Regions from separate parts of the Homo sapiens genome. Here all the other regions are linked to region 1. Evidence: chromatin contacts called from ENCODE Hi-C or POLR2A ChIA-PET data. All regions are on one chromosome and are shown on one strand. The core of a region is the stretch at or near the end of the contact, and the rest is flanking DNA. Distances in the headings are between cores, read along the strand shown. Region 1 holds the start of MACROH2A1 (macroH2A.1 histone). Region 2 holds the start of SMAD5 (SMAD family member 5). Region 3 overlaps TGFBI (transforming growth factor beta induced).

The links. A loop is a pair of places that touch in the nucleus more often than their neighbours do. ChIA-PET counts read pairs that join two places held with the same protein, here RNA polymerase II (POLR2A). Pooled maps may share reads with other maps.
Region 2: a map of B cell shows a loop between it and region 1 (11-fold over the local background). The contact joins the promoter of SMAD5 here to the promoter of MACROH2A1 in region 1. A Hi-C loop is called at or near these places in 1 of 168 maps with a recorded cell type or tissue (B cell), 3 of 37 single-sample maps with no recorded cell type and 7 of 50 pooled maps. POLR2A ChIA-PET finds 5 or more read pairs at or near these places in 1 of 52 experiments (MCF 10A).
Region 3: a loop to region 1 is called in a pooled map, with 5 times the contacts of the local background. The contact joins the enhancer-like site here to the promoter of MACROH2A1 in region 1. A Hi-C loop is called at or near these places in 1 of 37 single-sample maps with no recorded cell type and 4 of 50 pooled maps. POLR2A ChIA-PET finds 5 or more read pairs at or near these places in 1 of 52 experiments (activated CD4-positive, alpha-beta T cell).

What each region holds. Positions count from the first base shown.
Region 1 is chr5:135,396,186-135,401,127 of GRCh38, forward strand. MACROH2A1 (macroH2A.1 histone) reads right to left here and starts at 3,046. Exons shown (of 9, transcript NM_138610.3): 1 at 2,877-3,046. RefSeq lists silencers at 2,382-2,441, 2,752-2,921, 2,932-3,391 and enhancers at 3,292-3,797, 3,798-4,303.
Region 2 is chr5:136,130,174-136,135,115 of GRCh38, forward strand. SMAD5 (SMAD family member 5) reads left to right here and starts at 2,672. Exons shown (of 8, transcript NM_005903.7): 1 at 2,672-2,789. It overlaps SMAD5-AS1 (SMAD5 antisense RNA 1), which reads right to left and starts at 4,717. Exons shown (of 2, transcript NR_026763.1): 1 at 3,177-4,717. RefSeq lists enhancers at 1,936-1,995, 2,026-2,075 and a silencer at 2,386-3,025.
Region 3 is chr5:136,029,004-136,033,945 of GRCh38, forward strand. It overlaps TGFBI (transforming growth factor beta induced), which reads left to right. Exons shown (of 17, transcript NM_000358.3): 1 at 1-186; 2 at 4,760-4,858. The coding sequence starts at 53. Among named protein-coding and RNA genes, the nearest start is that of TGFBI, 2.5 kb to the left of the region's middle. RefSeq lists an enhancer at 2,202-2,271. Within about 2 kb of position 3,693, at least 3 of the 41 ENCODE cell types and tissues checked have a DNase peak (open chromatin) inside an H3K27ac peak, as active enhancers do.

The DNA of each region.
Region 1 (4,942 bases), core at 1,796-4,295:
AAAGGTTGTGCCAAACTCTTAAGATAACCAGTCTCACGGAAGGCTATTTAGAGAAAAGTTAAAGTGTGGGCTTCACAGGACAGGACTCTGATAAGGCTTAGCATGTAGAATCCACTCATTATTTGCCGAGTAGACGTGTTCCCAATAAGAATAAAAAGAACACCTGATCCTGTCTCTCTCCTGCTCAAAACCCTTCAGTTGCTCTTAGGATAAAGTGTGGGTCTGACCAGAATCCTTTGTGATTTGTCCTGTTTGTCCCTCCCTGAAGCCTCACCTGACTCCGCACCAGGACTCAGCCATCCCGAGCCTCTGGCAGTTCCCCACATGACCTCTGTTCTTTTCTTCTAAGATGCACACATGGGGTTCCCCAGGCCTCAAACACTTGTCCCCATCTGCCCTCCTTTGCCCAGCCATCTCCTGCTTGACCTTTCCAAGCCAGATAAGGGCTCACTCCTGGCTAGGTTACTGTACCTGCTGGGGGGCTACGTGGGGCCTTTTGCACTGATTTTACAACAGCTACTTGCCTGCCTTCTCCCAAAGTCAGCTCCCCCAAGGTAGGGGCTAGGCATTTCTTAATCACGGCTGTGTCCCCAGTGCCTGAACAGGAGCTGATTCTCAGGAAATCTTTATGGAAAGACTCTGAGACACTGACCTGACAGGTTTGGTCCAAGCAAACAAGCTATACAACTCTTTGGAATGAAGAGTTGACTCACTCAGGCTCACTTGTAAGCACTGAGGCAGGGCCCAAAAGACCTCTAAACCTACAGAATATGGGAAGGACCCACAGAGATCTGGGCCCCAATCACTCCTGCCCCTTCCCAGCCCATGTTCTAGGAATGGGGCTCTGAAAAGGCTGTCACAAATCCTTGGGGACACTCAAATAAAACCAGAGGCTGTTGCAGTTCTGATGAACAACACATATAGAGTCTTGTTGGGTTCTTCGGCTTGAGGTTTTCAGTTTATGCTTTTATTTAAATAAATCTCCTTTAGGTGACTTGGGGCCGCATTAGCTCTGAAGGCAGGTCCCAGAACACATGCCCTCTGAGCTTCTCAGTGGGGAAGGAATGCGAGGCGCTCCTCAAGTTCGCCTCTCTCAGGGACCAGAAGAAACATCAGATGGAGATGTGTCACTCCCTGACACTGGCCCATTTGGTAAAAACTAAACCAGTGGCATGGTTGTATACTAGAATGTCACATGTGAAGTTCCAGACAATTCTTAAAGTTTAATAAAATGTGAGTTAAATTATGCCTCCTTCTAAAGGCCTGCCTCAAACAATTTTCATTTAGACAACCCTCTTAATGCCTTATCTAGGGATCAGCATTAACAATGGTGACAGATCGAAGCCAAAGAACAGACTGGAAAGATTTCTCTCTCCTTGTAAAACTAGAAGGGGGAAGAATTTGAAGTCTTTCAAGAGTTTTGTTGTGTTTAAGAAAAAATAAGTTTGAAAACATACTCATCCTCATCAGAGAGTCTCTTGTGCAAGACTGAGATGCTGCTGCCCAACTCTAGTTAAATGTGTACAATGGGTATTAATTCCAGTTGCAGGCAAGAGGTGTCCATTTCAGAGTTAACACCTCTGACAACAGGCTAGTAGCCTAAAGGTGGCCTGCAGTAGGTGAATTCCACCTAATTTACAACTCGAGTCTCCCATTCAAACCTAAGACTGTTAAAAAATGCCCGACTCCCTGGAGCAGGGAGCTTTGGAACAAAACACTTCCCTTACCCCCTACTTTAACGGTAAAACCTCAAACCACAAAGGTGGAAGAAAAGAGGGAAGCTAGCAGGAGTGCCCCCTCTAATTGTCTATTCTTATGTGCTGTTTACTGGGTCATTAAAATCTTACAAGGCCTTTATAGTCATTGTAATTGTTGAATTCAAGGTTTGTCCCAGTTGTTTGTACAGAAGTCTCTCACTTTGAAACTCAGAAACATTTCCCCTAACATCTTGTCTAAAAGAACCTTTCAAGCAATGTACTGACCAACTCCTTGAGTGATCTGTGGCCCCTGCAGGAGTGGGGGTAGGGAGCGCCATGTCGCACACCTGTTGTCAGGTGACACTGCCAGCAGCATCCTGCACACTCACCTCCCCACTCCACCCCACCCCCAGCGAGGCTCTTTCCTGCTGGCCTTCTCCACCCGGGGAAGCCTACAGCCTTCCGGAGTTACCTTTTAAAAAAAGCAAACCCTTCCTACCACAAAGCAAACAAAAGGCTGATACCGAGACAATCGGGAGCAGCGGGGGTTCCCGTGGCCCCTCTCCAGCCCATCCTTGGACCACTCCCCAACCCGGTCCCCCGCACCAGCCCGGCTTCAATCCCGCGAGTAGCCCCCGCCTTCCCCTCCCTGCAGATAGCGAGCCAGACGCCTACACCTCGGCCCCCCGGGGCTCGGGCCCGACTTATTGTGCCGGGGCCGGCAACTCGCGGGCCGGCGGGGGCCTCACCAAGTACAACTCTGCTCACAGCAGCTCCCGGGTGCCCAGGCCCAGACTGCCTAGCCAGCGCCGCGGGGCCTCCTGCGGCCTCGGGCCTGGCCCGTGAGCCCGCCCCAGGAAGGGTCGCCAGGGTAGGCGCCAGCACCGCTTTTTTCCCACAAAAGCGCCCAGGCGCGGGCAGGGGGATGCGTTTCGAAGAGAAGTTGGTTTCCAGGTTTCTTTTTTGAACAAAACCAAAGGGAATCCCGCGCGGCCCGACAAGGCCTGGGAGGACGTAGTGCACGCGCGAGGACCCGGCGTGGGCCACACCGAACCCGGCGGCCCGAGCCCGGCCCGCACCACACCGGTGCGCGCCAGGCCGGGCCGCTCCCGGGCACCCGCGGCCGGACCCGAGCGGCGGGGACAGGGAGTGCGGCAAGGGGGCCCGCGCGGCACTTACGCGGCGGCTCGGTGGCGGCGGCGGCAGCTGCAAGGTGTCTCGGCCTGAGCCCTCCTGGCCGCTCGCGCCTTTTCTCTCCGCGCTCCTCGCTGGCCCGCCCGCCTCTTCGCTTCCCGCCCGCGCGGCCCGCGCTCTCCCCCTCCGCCCGGCGCCGCTGCCGAGTGAACTGGAACCAGTCCTCGCGGCCGGCTTCCCACAATGCACAGCGCGCCGCTCGTCACATCCCTTCGCGGCCCCGAGCGTCCGGCCTCCGCGCCCGTGCCGCCCGGCGCCCCGGCCTTGACCCCGGGCCCGCGCCCTACCCGTTGACGCCGGCCGCTCTGCGCCCAGGCACCAGCCCGCACCCCGGACGCGAGGTCTGACCCATGACCCCGGGGACGCCCAGAGCCCAGTCCTTGGGAAGGGCCAGGCCCCTGGAGAGGAGCTTCTTCAGGGCGCGTCCCAGACTCTGCGTCTCGAGTGAACGCCTACTGTGTGCCTGGCTCTGAGCACGGGACTGTCGCTGCCACGGCATCTTTAGGAACCTTCCCACTAACCCAGTGGGAAGGCACAATGGCTGTTACCAGCGATCGCTCTTCCCTCCCCAGTCAATGCCAACTCCCCCCTGCCCCGCCTCAGAGACCCCGCTGTCTTTAGATACAGGCCACCGCCAAGCCCTGGTCTGCCCCAAGATCAATTACTGCGCACCCGGTTCCCCTGGGGTCCTTCAGTTAATCCTCCTCACCCCGAAGTCTGGAACCTGCCTTGCACATGGAAGCGGTTAGCTACTTCGCTTCAGCAAAAGTTCACTTTCGGACCCAAGTTGGGAATTACTAATGTAGACAGTGATTCCTTATCATCACACACGTTTTTTAAAAACTGCGGACAGGCCGAAAGAGGAGGAGCCGCCACAAAGCCCGCCACGTCTTCCTAAATTGGTTTACCGCCTGAAGGCATTGGTGCCCCATCCCGGGTACTTAAATGGGGGCCTGCCCTCTACTCCCCTCCCTCCAAAGTGTGGAGCCGGAAGCCACTTCTCCATCCAGCTGTGAACTAAATTTGGATAATAATACACATCCCTCAGGGTTGATGTGAAGTTTAAAGTGCCGCTACTGGGGATTATGGAGGTAATTAGAGACCCCCACCCCCACCCCCCAGTCCTCAGGCTGCGCGGGAATCGCAGCGGCAGTAACCTCCACCTCACCGGGATGCTTTACACCTTACTTTAAGAGTTTGCAAAACAATGTCCAATACCTGCCATTCATGCATTCGTTAATTCGATTAAGTACTGAGAACGTATTTTGTGTCATACATCGATTTGGGTGCTGGATATGAAACAGCCAAGAGAACAGGCAGAAATCTCTGCCCTCCTGTAGTTTGCAGTCTCGTGGGGGAAAGACAGACAAACGGGAGAATGTGTCAGAGGGTCTCCATGGGGTGGAGAAAAATAAGGCGGAGAAGGGGAATAGGAAGTGTGAGATAAGAGTGAGGCTCAAATACAAGAGAAGGCCTCTATGAGAAAGTAACATTTAAAGCCTGAAGAAATTGAGGGAGCAAGCCGTGTGGATGTCTGGGGAAGAACTGCGCCGAGCATGAGGAATAGCAAGTGCAAAGGCTGGGGTAGGAGTGTGTCCAAAATAGTCAAGACAGAGCGAGTGTGAGGTTGGAGTAGAATGGGTGAAGGGGAAAGTAACAGGAGATGAAGCTGGAAAAATGATGATGCTTATGATGCTTCTGGTCCCAAAACAAAGCATTATGGTTCTATGAGGATCTCCCGAAGAAAAGATGTCAGGAAAGGTGCAGAGACCCTCCCCCACACACCACATTGTTGTTCCATCCTTCTCTGTGCCTTTGGGCAAGGACTCTCCGTTCTGTAGGGACCACCAGGTGGAATTAAAGTCTACACTCCTCCAAGAGCTGATCTTGGGGCGGCCCCACCTCCATGCCCCTCTACAGCGTGCCATTCTCATAGAACACACTAGGACCTTTGTCCTCTGGAGCTGTTCAGTGCAGCAGCTCTGACCTCATCCTTCTCCAGAAGCCTCCACCTTCTCTCCCCTCTCTCCTCCTGCGCTTTGTGTGTCCTG
Region 2 (4,942 bases), core at 1,422-3,921, 730 kb after region 1:
TGTGCATTGTAGCATGTTCAGCAGTGTCTCTGACCTGCAACGCCTAGATGCTAGTAGCACCGCCCTCCTAGTTGTGACAACCGAGAACATCTTTAAACATTGCCAAATGTTTCCTGGGGGTGCAGTCACCCCTGGTTGAGAATTATAGGACTAAATTGTCCAGAAATAGGTTTCTCTACAAGTAAAGTAAAATTGAGTATTGGAGTTGCTTTTATCTGGTCTTCTTGATCAGGTGAATGGCTAAATGAAAAAAGCAGTTTGTCTATTTTGATGCCCCACTGACTATGTCTATCTGTTCAGATCATCCTGTTCTACATTTGTTCTTAGATCCCATTTGATTGCCAAAAACAGGGACTTCCTTACTTCATTCTTATGGTTCTGGGATTCCTGTTCATTTGCTGTTTTATAATGTTTTTGACTGTATAGATATTTAGTGATCCCTCTGATTTTCCATAGTCTTTGAGGTCTAGGTAATTTCTTAGACCTTCGGAAGGCTGCTGGTGTGGTACTAAAATCTCCATTCCTCTCTTCTATGTTATCTCTTCCAACTTTAGACCTAAACTGAGCTCAAATAGCAAGTTGGAGAGGCTGGAGTTGCTGGCTGATTTGATCAGTATGTGGACACATAACTTAGGAAGCAAAACTGTTGGCTATGAGATTACATATGTGATTATGAAAAGGAATCTTGTAATCACAAATTCTTCTGACGTATGTACAGTGACTGCAAAACAGCAAATAATTTGTTTTGGGAAGGATTTTATTGGCTGTTTGAAGTGAGGAGTATCTCTACTATACAAAATATTTAAACCAAATTGTTATGTCCTATAATGTTCAACAAAGCACTCTGCAAACATCAGTTCTGGAAAAAAAAAAAACGTATCCTCCAAGGCAGGATTATATGCACTTCTGGGAGTTGTAAACCCATGCAGGCTCCAGAAATATTTGCCTTCCAAGGGCTGGAAACTTCTGAATTAACAACAAATAATCAGTGAGTGTGACAAAGAGTTAAAGTACACAGACTTTACTTTCTCAAAGTTTATGATGTAGTAAAGAAGTTTAAGATGGAGACCTGAAATTGCAAACTGGTGGCCAGTAGGCTAAATCGGGACCATGGATTTGTTTTGTTTGGCTTGCATGTAGTTGGCCTCCAGAATGTCTAACAGAGTGAGAGGAAGGGAGCGGGGTGGGGGGCGGGCAGGAGACAGGCAAAGAGAGAGAAAAATAGAAAGAAGTTGCTAAACAGATATAATTGAGATTTTCACATAAAAATCTAAATTTCCAGCTTTGCTTGAAAAATCAGAATATCTGCCAACACTGGGTCCTTATTCCCACATTTCCCTATGGTAACAGTTGGCTGGAATGAAATAGCAGTGACCCCTTTGGTCTCTGGAACTAGACACTCACTCTCTGGTCTCTTCCCCCACTTCCCCTTCACTCCTTTACTAGCCCTCTGTCACCATTTCAGATGGCCACCCCTAATGCAGAGACTTCTGGACATTTATTTAGTTTCTTCTCCACAGAAATAAACTTCTAGAGCCTGGAGCAAAATAGTGGCTGCGCCATTTGTGTGTCAGATGAGATGACCCTGGCTCGGGCCATGGAGGTGGCAATTGAGGTGTGAGAAATGGTCAGATTTAGGATAAATTTTGAAGAAAGAGTCAGTAGAATTTCTGATGGATTGGATTAGGGTGTCAAAGAGCATTCCAAAATGACCCCGATTTTGATTTTTACTTATTTTAAAAAGAAAACCTATAATAGAACATTGGAGAGCCAGTATTGACCTTTTCAAATAAAAACAAAATTATTCAAAAGCTTTTTCTTACTAGTACTATTCAAATCGGGTACCCTATGTGGTACCAATATTATATTCTAGGAAATACTGACGGTTTTGGAAATTTGGAGGAAAAAGCATCGAGAAGAGCTCCAATTACTTAGAAAAGAGAGTCCAGGAGATGGGGTGGTGTATATAAGCCTATGGATGGTGTCTCTGCAACTCAGTGGCCCCGCCTGTCCAGGGGCTGGGTCCCCACGGGATCTCCCTCCCCACAAGGAGGTGGAGAGGCTATGTGTCTTGAACAACTGGGGTTGCGATCCAGTGTATGGGCAGTCCCACTCCTGGAACTCCAGGGTGGGCACTCGCTCCATTTCCACAGGCCCTCAAGGGTTCCAGGATTGCCCCGTGGGAGGGGTTTTAGTGCTGCATCTAGTAAGAAGCTGTAAGATGCTCAGAAACATGTTTTGAAGCTACTTTGCACAGAAAGAAGACTCTTCATTCAGATTTGTATTACAGATCAATAAAAGTAGCTAAGTCGTATCTGAAGATGTTTTTGTTTACACTTTGTATGTGACAGAAAACCTCCAGTTGTCTGTGTCAAGGACAATTACTTAATTTTATTACAATGTATACTGATTTGGTTAGTGGAAGCTTCTAGCGCCTACTGTGGTGGTGGTGGGAGCTATCTGATTCCCATTCCCAGGCCTGGCCATCGACGCGAAGGCCTCCAGCTGATCGGAAGTCGGCGTTGGCCGGCGCGGAGCCCGGCGCGGAGGCTTCTTTCAGCCGCCCGGGCAAGACACCCCTCCCTCGGTCCCGCAGCGGTCACTCCGCCTCTGGCGCGCATGCGCCGACCCCAGCGGGCGTCCTCCCGGGCTCCCTCTCCCTCCCTCCCTCATCCGGGTCCTGGGCGAGCGGGCGCCGTGCGCGTGTCCCGCGGCCGAGCTGCTAATAAAGTTGCAGCGAGGAGAAGCGCAGCGACGGCGTCGGGAGAGCGCGCCTAGCCGGCTCGCGAGTGAGTGAGGGTCCCCGGCGCGCGCGGGCGAGGGGAACTGGGGGCTGCAGGCTCTGCCCCGGCGGACTCGGGCCGAGGCGGGGGCGTTCGGCCGCGGACGGAGCGGAAACGACCCAGGGCCTGTCGGGCGGGAGGTAGGCCGAGTCCTGGCCTGCCGGGGTCCCGGCTGGCGGACACGGTGCGGCCCAGCGGCTGCGGAGGCCTCGCTGGCTGCCCGGGGCGTCCTGAGGCGGGGCCGGGGCTGGCCCTCGTCCCAGCCCCGCTGTTACCGCCCAGACTTTGGAGGGAGGCGTCTGGGACGCCCTGGAGGGGACCCCCTGACCCCGCGCTGTCCTGGGGAGCGGTTTGCTTTCCTAACTCATCGGATGTACCACCCTGGATACACACCCTTGATAGGACTGCGGTGCTCGGCCGGGCAGCCTGGGCTGCTGCACTGCGAAGCTGTCCAATGGCTTGATGAATCCGTGCCGCCGTCGCTTTGTGTTTCAAAGATAAGGATCCGCGCTTATCGGTGGGAATTACACTCTGGGCAGTTGTGACCGGCTACTGCAATCAGCTGGTAGTTAGACCTGGTTTCTGCCACTTGCCATGTCAGTTTTCACCACTGCAAGGATTTCTTCTACTTCATGTAAACTTCTCTGTGCTGCAAAGAGAATGCCAAAGCAGCGTCTTTTTGCCTTCACCATATTCAGCCGCTGGCCGGGTCCTATACTTCAATATCAGGGCTCAAATTAATATTCCAGTCTCTTCCCCTCCCCTTTTCCCCTCTCCTCCTTTCAGCTGCTGTTACTACGTGGAGTTTGGAGCCTAAGCTTTGAAAACTCCCATGTGGCGCGCCCGTCTTAAGTCTGAGCATGCTCAGTAGCCAAAACAGATTTTTGGTTGCAGAACTCGGGCGAGGATACTTGGGGTATTTGGACGTTTGCCGGCTTCCCAACAGAATGTTCCGGTTCTGGTGGTGATGGCATTGGAGAATGGGGCTTAGGCAAGCCTGTAGGTGAGGAATGGCTGAACACCCTGAGCCAGATGTTTATCTTGATTGTAAAGACAATGTTTCCTGACCAGCTGGAGCTTTGGGGGGGGGGGGGGGGTGTTGCGGGGGGAGGGAGCAATTTTGGTTGCTTGTGCATTTAAATGGGTGTGGCGCTAAGTATATCTTGTTTACCTTATCTTTCTGTGGAAAAGTTTTGATGTCTAGGTTTGTCACATCATGCCTGTTGCCTAGCACTACCAAAAGGGTTGTTATCTAGCAGCAAAGATTGAATAGGTGGAGGTCGTGGCTTGGCCTCACAGAAGTTGAGAGGAAAGGGTACTTGGGTTGCGTTTTTGAAAATTCGTATTTAAAACTAGAGTACTTGAATTTCCTTAGAGTACCTGAATTGCCCAGAGTGAATTAGTTTTTAATTTTAATTTGAAAGACAAAAGATTGAAAACCTTAGTCCCAGTAGGTTTAGTAACATTCCAAATAGCTTACAATTTCTGCTAGATGCCAATGCAGTAGTATCCATTGTGGGGAAAACAGTACCTACATTCAGTGTGACAGTTTCACATTTATGGATCCAAATATCATTATGAAATTAGTGTTCCAAATTTAAGGAGCTATTTGCAGATGTATAACAAATTATTTTAGTCTTTTATTCCTTTGGTAACTATTAATATTTTTTTCTCTACAGTGAAAATTGTAAAAATGCAAAACTTAGACAATTTAACAAAACTTAACCTTCATAAAGGTTGTAGATACTATGTTTAGATTTATAAAGTTTAATTTTGATGATTATTTGTGTGATTGTTCCTATACAGCTTCCTTTCCTTCCCTTTCCACATTGTTGCTCCCTCAGTCTTTTTTACATTACTGCTGTTAATTTACCCATGTATCTTTGTTAAAAATACCTTATTCATCATTTTGTGCTTCCATTCCTTTCAGATCATAGCTGAAATAAGCAAGAAAAGTTAGATTAACCTTCTCAACTGACTTTACTCTCAGGTTTTAAAGGCATCCACATGATATGGTCTAGTTAAAAGGAGGAAGAGAGCAGCAAACTGGAAAAAAAGAATAAAATATTTTCGTAGGTTCTGTACAGATCTGGTAGTATTATCTGCGTGTCTGGTTCACTGTGGTAGGCGCCACAGAAATGGGTAGATTGATAATGTGT
Region 3 (4,942 bases), core at 2,443-4,942, 630 kb after region 1:
CGCCCGCTTGCCCGTCGGTCGCTAGCTCGCTCGGTGCGCGTCGTCCCGCTCCATGGCGCTCTTCGTGCGGCTGCTGGCTCTCGCCCTGGCTCTGGCCCTGGGCCCCGCCGCGACCCTGGCGGGTCCCGCCAAGTCGCCCTACCAGCTGGTGCTGCAGCACAGCAGGCTCCGGGGCCGCCAGCACGGGTAAGCCGAGCCGCCTGGCCAGGGGCTGCGGAAGGTCAGGTAGTCGGGGCTCGGAGCGCAAGCCGCTGGGGGCATTGAACTGGGCTGGGGGCGCAGGGGACAAAGCCCGAACTAAAAACCTTGCAGCATGGAGCGCTCGGACACCAGCCCTGCACGCGGTGGAAGGAGAGAGGGAGGGAGGTGGAGGACCATGGAGGGAAAGCGGGAGGCCGCCGCTTTGTAGAAGGGAGTGGGGAAGTGGACCAGAGACTTTCGACGCAGGCCAAGAGCCTGAGACGGACAGCGCTTTCAGCTTCTCCTCCCAGCCACTGCAGAAAGGGGGAAATGGCAACTCTTTGGCCATAATCACCGTGGGAGGGTGCCAAGGGCAAAGCCCACCCAGCAGTACACCTATTCCAACCCAGCCAGGCCCCCGGCCAGCGACTCCAGACAAGAACCTGGGCCACACACGGTGGCAGCATCTAAGGTGCCCCAGGCTCCTGTGCTCCTGGCCAGGCCCTGCACTCAGACACTGCTGGCACCCGACACTGCTCTCTGGGTACAGCAAGGGCAATGTGGCACTTCTTGTCCTGCCCGATGAAGAGCAGGAGAATGCACTGGGCCCTCACACACACTGTTCAAATGGGGAAACTGAGTCCTGAGTGGTTCCACTTTCCCACAGTCCTGAAGTGTGCACTGGAGCCAGGATTGGAGTCTGTCTTAAAGTAATAGCTGGGTTTGTAAATGTAGGACACTATCATTGCAGGAATTCCTTTGAGACCCTGAAGATGTGTTGGCTTTAGGAGACAAACTCAAGCAGAAGGTCTGGTCTGATAGTGGCCCTAATACTGACCCAGGCAGAGGCAGGCAACATTTCTACCTCAAAAACCAGGCCATACCTGCGTCACAAATACCCAGGCTTTGCTGCAGCTTCCAGCCTACCTGGTTGCACCAACTTCTTTTTCATAACTAGGTAAAACTATATATGAGTAGAATCTTGTAGTGACTCCTCAGAGGAAGCCTAAATACCATCGGGGTCTGGCGTTCACACCCACAAGCAATGCCCAAACCTCCAAGAGACTGGGCAGATCTGTGCTCAAATCAAAACTCATTGTTGGGGGTGATAGAGTTGACTTCACAGGCCCTGAAAGTCTTGGCTCCTTGCACTAGGAGTGCTCTGGGTACGGGTACAGGCTGCCCCTTGTAGGGCATAGTTGCTCTTGTTTCCTCTACTTGTGGCTTTATGGTCTAGGCCTTTCAGGAGTTTGGGGCTCTGGCGGAGAGGGCCTGCTGGGAGCACATCTGGCCACCCTGCAGAGTGAAATCAAACCAGGCCTGGCTGCAACCTCAACACCCTCCTGGAAAGAGGAGAATACTGGGGATATCCTGGGGTCTTTCTGGAAGTGGGAGAATCAGCTTTGACTTGGGCAGTGTGCAGAATAGAGTGAGGGGGGATGTCAGAAAGATGAGAGGGATATGAGGCCTCAACATCAAAATGCAAGCACCTGGCATTTTTATTATCTCTGCCCACCTCTCCGTTGGTCTCTCTGCCTTTCCTGCCAATGAATTGTGTTATGTTTGGGTGCCTCAATTTGCCTAGGAGGGTTCTATTTCTTCTGTATCTTCGCCACTAAGTCAGGAGAAGATCCTTATAGCATGCCCTGCAACAGTGTCACCTGTAAGGGCATCTCTCTGCACAGCCACAGTGAAGGATCCTCAAAGGTATTGAGGGCTTTCCATCAAGAGCCATCTTTACAGCAAACCTCTTTCCCTTCAGAGCCCAGAAGAGTGCTGACCAGCTGGAAAACAGGGTTTTTTTCTTAAATGCAGATGCTCTTGATTATGAGTTCCAGATATTAGATCAACTTCCCCACCATACCCCTGCAGGCAAAGCCTCTTAATTAGCTTCCTGCAGCACAGCTGGAAAGGCCTATTGTAATCTGTGATGGGCAGAGTAATCTAAGAAGTCACAGGAGCACCCCTGTCCCAGTAGAATCTGGATGCGCAGGCACATGAACCATGGCAAAATGGTTGCAGGCACAGTTGTATTTACTCTGATCTAACTGTCCCTGTTAATGCCACAGGGCTGCCTGGCCTGGCACACAGGGCTGTGGCGCCTTGTGCAAATGGATAACGTTGTTCTAGCTCCAGCCTTTCATTCAAAGTGAAAACTGTTAGAAAGGGAAGGAAAACTTTGCTATTTTAAGGAATTGTAGCGTGCTGCCTGATATGAAGGAAGAAATAACAGCTGTGCCTTGCTTGTGCGCAGCACTCGATTGCCGCTTTTGCTTTCGACCTCACCACAACACAGTGAGATCTACTGTTCATGTTCCCATTTTACAGGAGGTGAAACTGCAGCTTAGTGAGGTAGAGAGTGACTTAGTTCAGACACAGAATGCTGTTGGGAGAGTAATAACTATGATATGGTCTCTTGACTCCCAGCTATATCTGTGTTGCTATAGGGAAGGGGAAAAATAATACTGAAAGAGAAGTAAAAATACAATCACACTTCCAAACATCAACCACCAAAAACTGAACTGAATTTCCTGAAGCACTTGGTTTTCAAATCTAAGCTGAACATCAATGCTGTTATTCTTGAGGCCCAGAAGCAACTTGCTCATTTCAATTAAGCTTCAGCATGAACTTCCTATGTACACAGCCCACCCACACTCCCCGATGTGAGAAGGAGAGGGTCACAGCCGCCCCCAGCCTCTGCTGCTGCCACAAGGACAGCAGCAGTGGAAACATTCAGCAAAGGAATGTTGGAGCCACATCCACAAGAGACTCACTGAAGATTCGCCAAACGCCTACGGAAAGTGGCAGGGAATTCATTGACAGTAATTGTTTCCTGCTTGATCAGATTGAAGAGCTTCTGGGATTCTGTAACAATAAATAGGACCGGGGGCTGGAGTATGGCCAGCAAGGACTCTTCAGGGGTTATTCAGGGACTGTCTAACCTGTGAATCCTAGGCAGCAAACAGAAACCAGGTATTCAGAAATCTGGAGGATTTGGTCAGGCCCAGCTAGGACTAGGGAGGCATGGGCCTCTGCTGGCTGTGGTCCCTTCTCCAGCCTTCACTTCTCTTGTCCCTAGATCCTTACATGGATTCATTAATGCTCATTGTCCCTCCTGGGCCCACTCACTTTCACCTGTTGAACAAAAAACTGGCCAAGAGGTGACAGTCATATCACCGCAGAAGAGACAGGGCAGAGAAATGAAGGGGCAGAATGGACTCCCACCCAAAAGCCTGACTCTGAATATTTGAGAATTGTTCAAGTTCCTGCAGAGGAATCATGATGGGGACAGTAGGTGTAGTTTTTACTGCAATATTGGTGTCTTCTTAACAAATACGCTGCACATCAAGTGATGTCTGTGGATGGCATTCTTAAAGTAACAGGGAAATTGATGTTAAAGAAATACTTCATCCTTTGGGTGATACCTGAAGTTCTCTGAGCTTGGAGGTCTTGTGAAAGCCCTCAGTATTGTTTGTTTTATTTGCTTTCCTCTGACTTGTGATTCAGTCAGATGCATGCCTGCCTCTGGCTCAGGAAGATCAACCCTCTCCTGACTGACCACGCCTCTCCTGACTGACCACGTAGCACAGCAGCTTCCTTTCCCTAGGGGCTCCTAATGAAGCTTTCACAATCACCTGGCCTGAGCACAGTTTGGGTCAGGACTTGGTATACTTGAAAAAAACATGCAAAACCAAAATCCTGTGGTTCTGGAAAAGGCTTCTTAGCAGAACCCCCAGACATTTACACTCTGCTTTTTCACAGGGTCCCTGAGGATTCTTTGGATCTGGGTAGTTTGGGGAGCAGTATTTTCAACAAGTTCATTTCGTGCTCCTTCTACACCCTGCCTGGATGCTAGGCCCCATCTAGAATGTGAACAACAGAACAAGGCAGAACACTTGTCCTCAAGGTTCTGTTGAGTGTTAGATGCAGAGAAGAGACACCCCCCACCTCCCCGCATCACTTACAGGAATTCTGTTTGGAACCCAACATCAAATAAGGACCGTATCCACTGTCAGAGGATGGGAAGCAGCATGTCATCTGGGACATTGGAGAAAGGCTCCTGGGGGAAGTGGGACTTGAGCTGTGATCTAAGTAATGAACAACTGAGAGTTAAATGGGAGAGCATCCCCTATCAGGGTCCTGAGAGCAACCAGCCATGGTTTAAACCAGCTATAAAGCCTCGGGTTTATAGGATAGACAGTAACAATGGCTTGTCTTTGGGAGCCAAGCAGCTGGTCCAGGCATGCAGAGCATGTCTGTATGGAGAGCTGCCTGAGAGATGCTTTTGTTTACACTTATCAATTGCCCATGTCAAAGAAGGATATGTACATGAAGTTACATCAGTATGTAAGAGAGATTTTAACAATTTTTGCAGGGGAAGCTTTCATGGGGGCTGATGGGAATCTAGGTAAACAGAACCAAAGTCTAAACCCAAGATATCCCCAGTACCAAGACTGAAATGACTCTCTCCTCTATCTCTAGAAAGTTCCAGTGACCCAAGGAGGCAAACACGATGGGAGTCATTAAAGTGGGGTGGACGTGCTGATCATCTTCCTAATTCTGCTGCTTTTGTTTTCAGCCCCAACGTGTGTGCTGTGCAGAAGGTTATTGGCACTAATAGGAAGTACTTCACCAACTGCAAGCAGTGGTACCAAAGGAAAATCTGTGGCAAATCAACGTGAGTATCTGTAACCAGCCAGGAGACCAAGCTGTATGCACGCTGGCTGCAGTTCCCCAGGGCCTGGGCCAGCCTTCTAGAAGG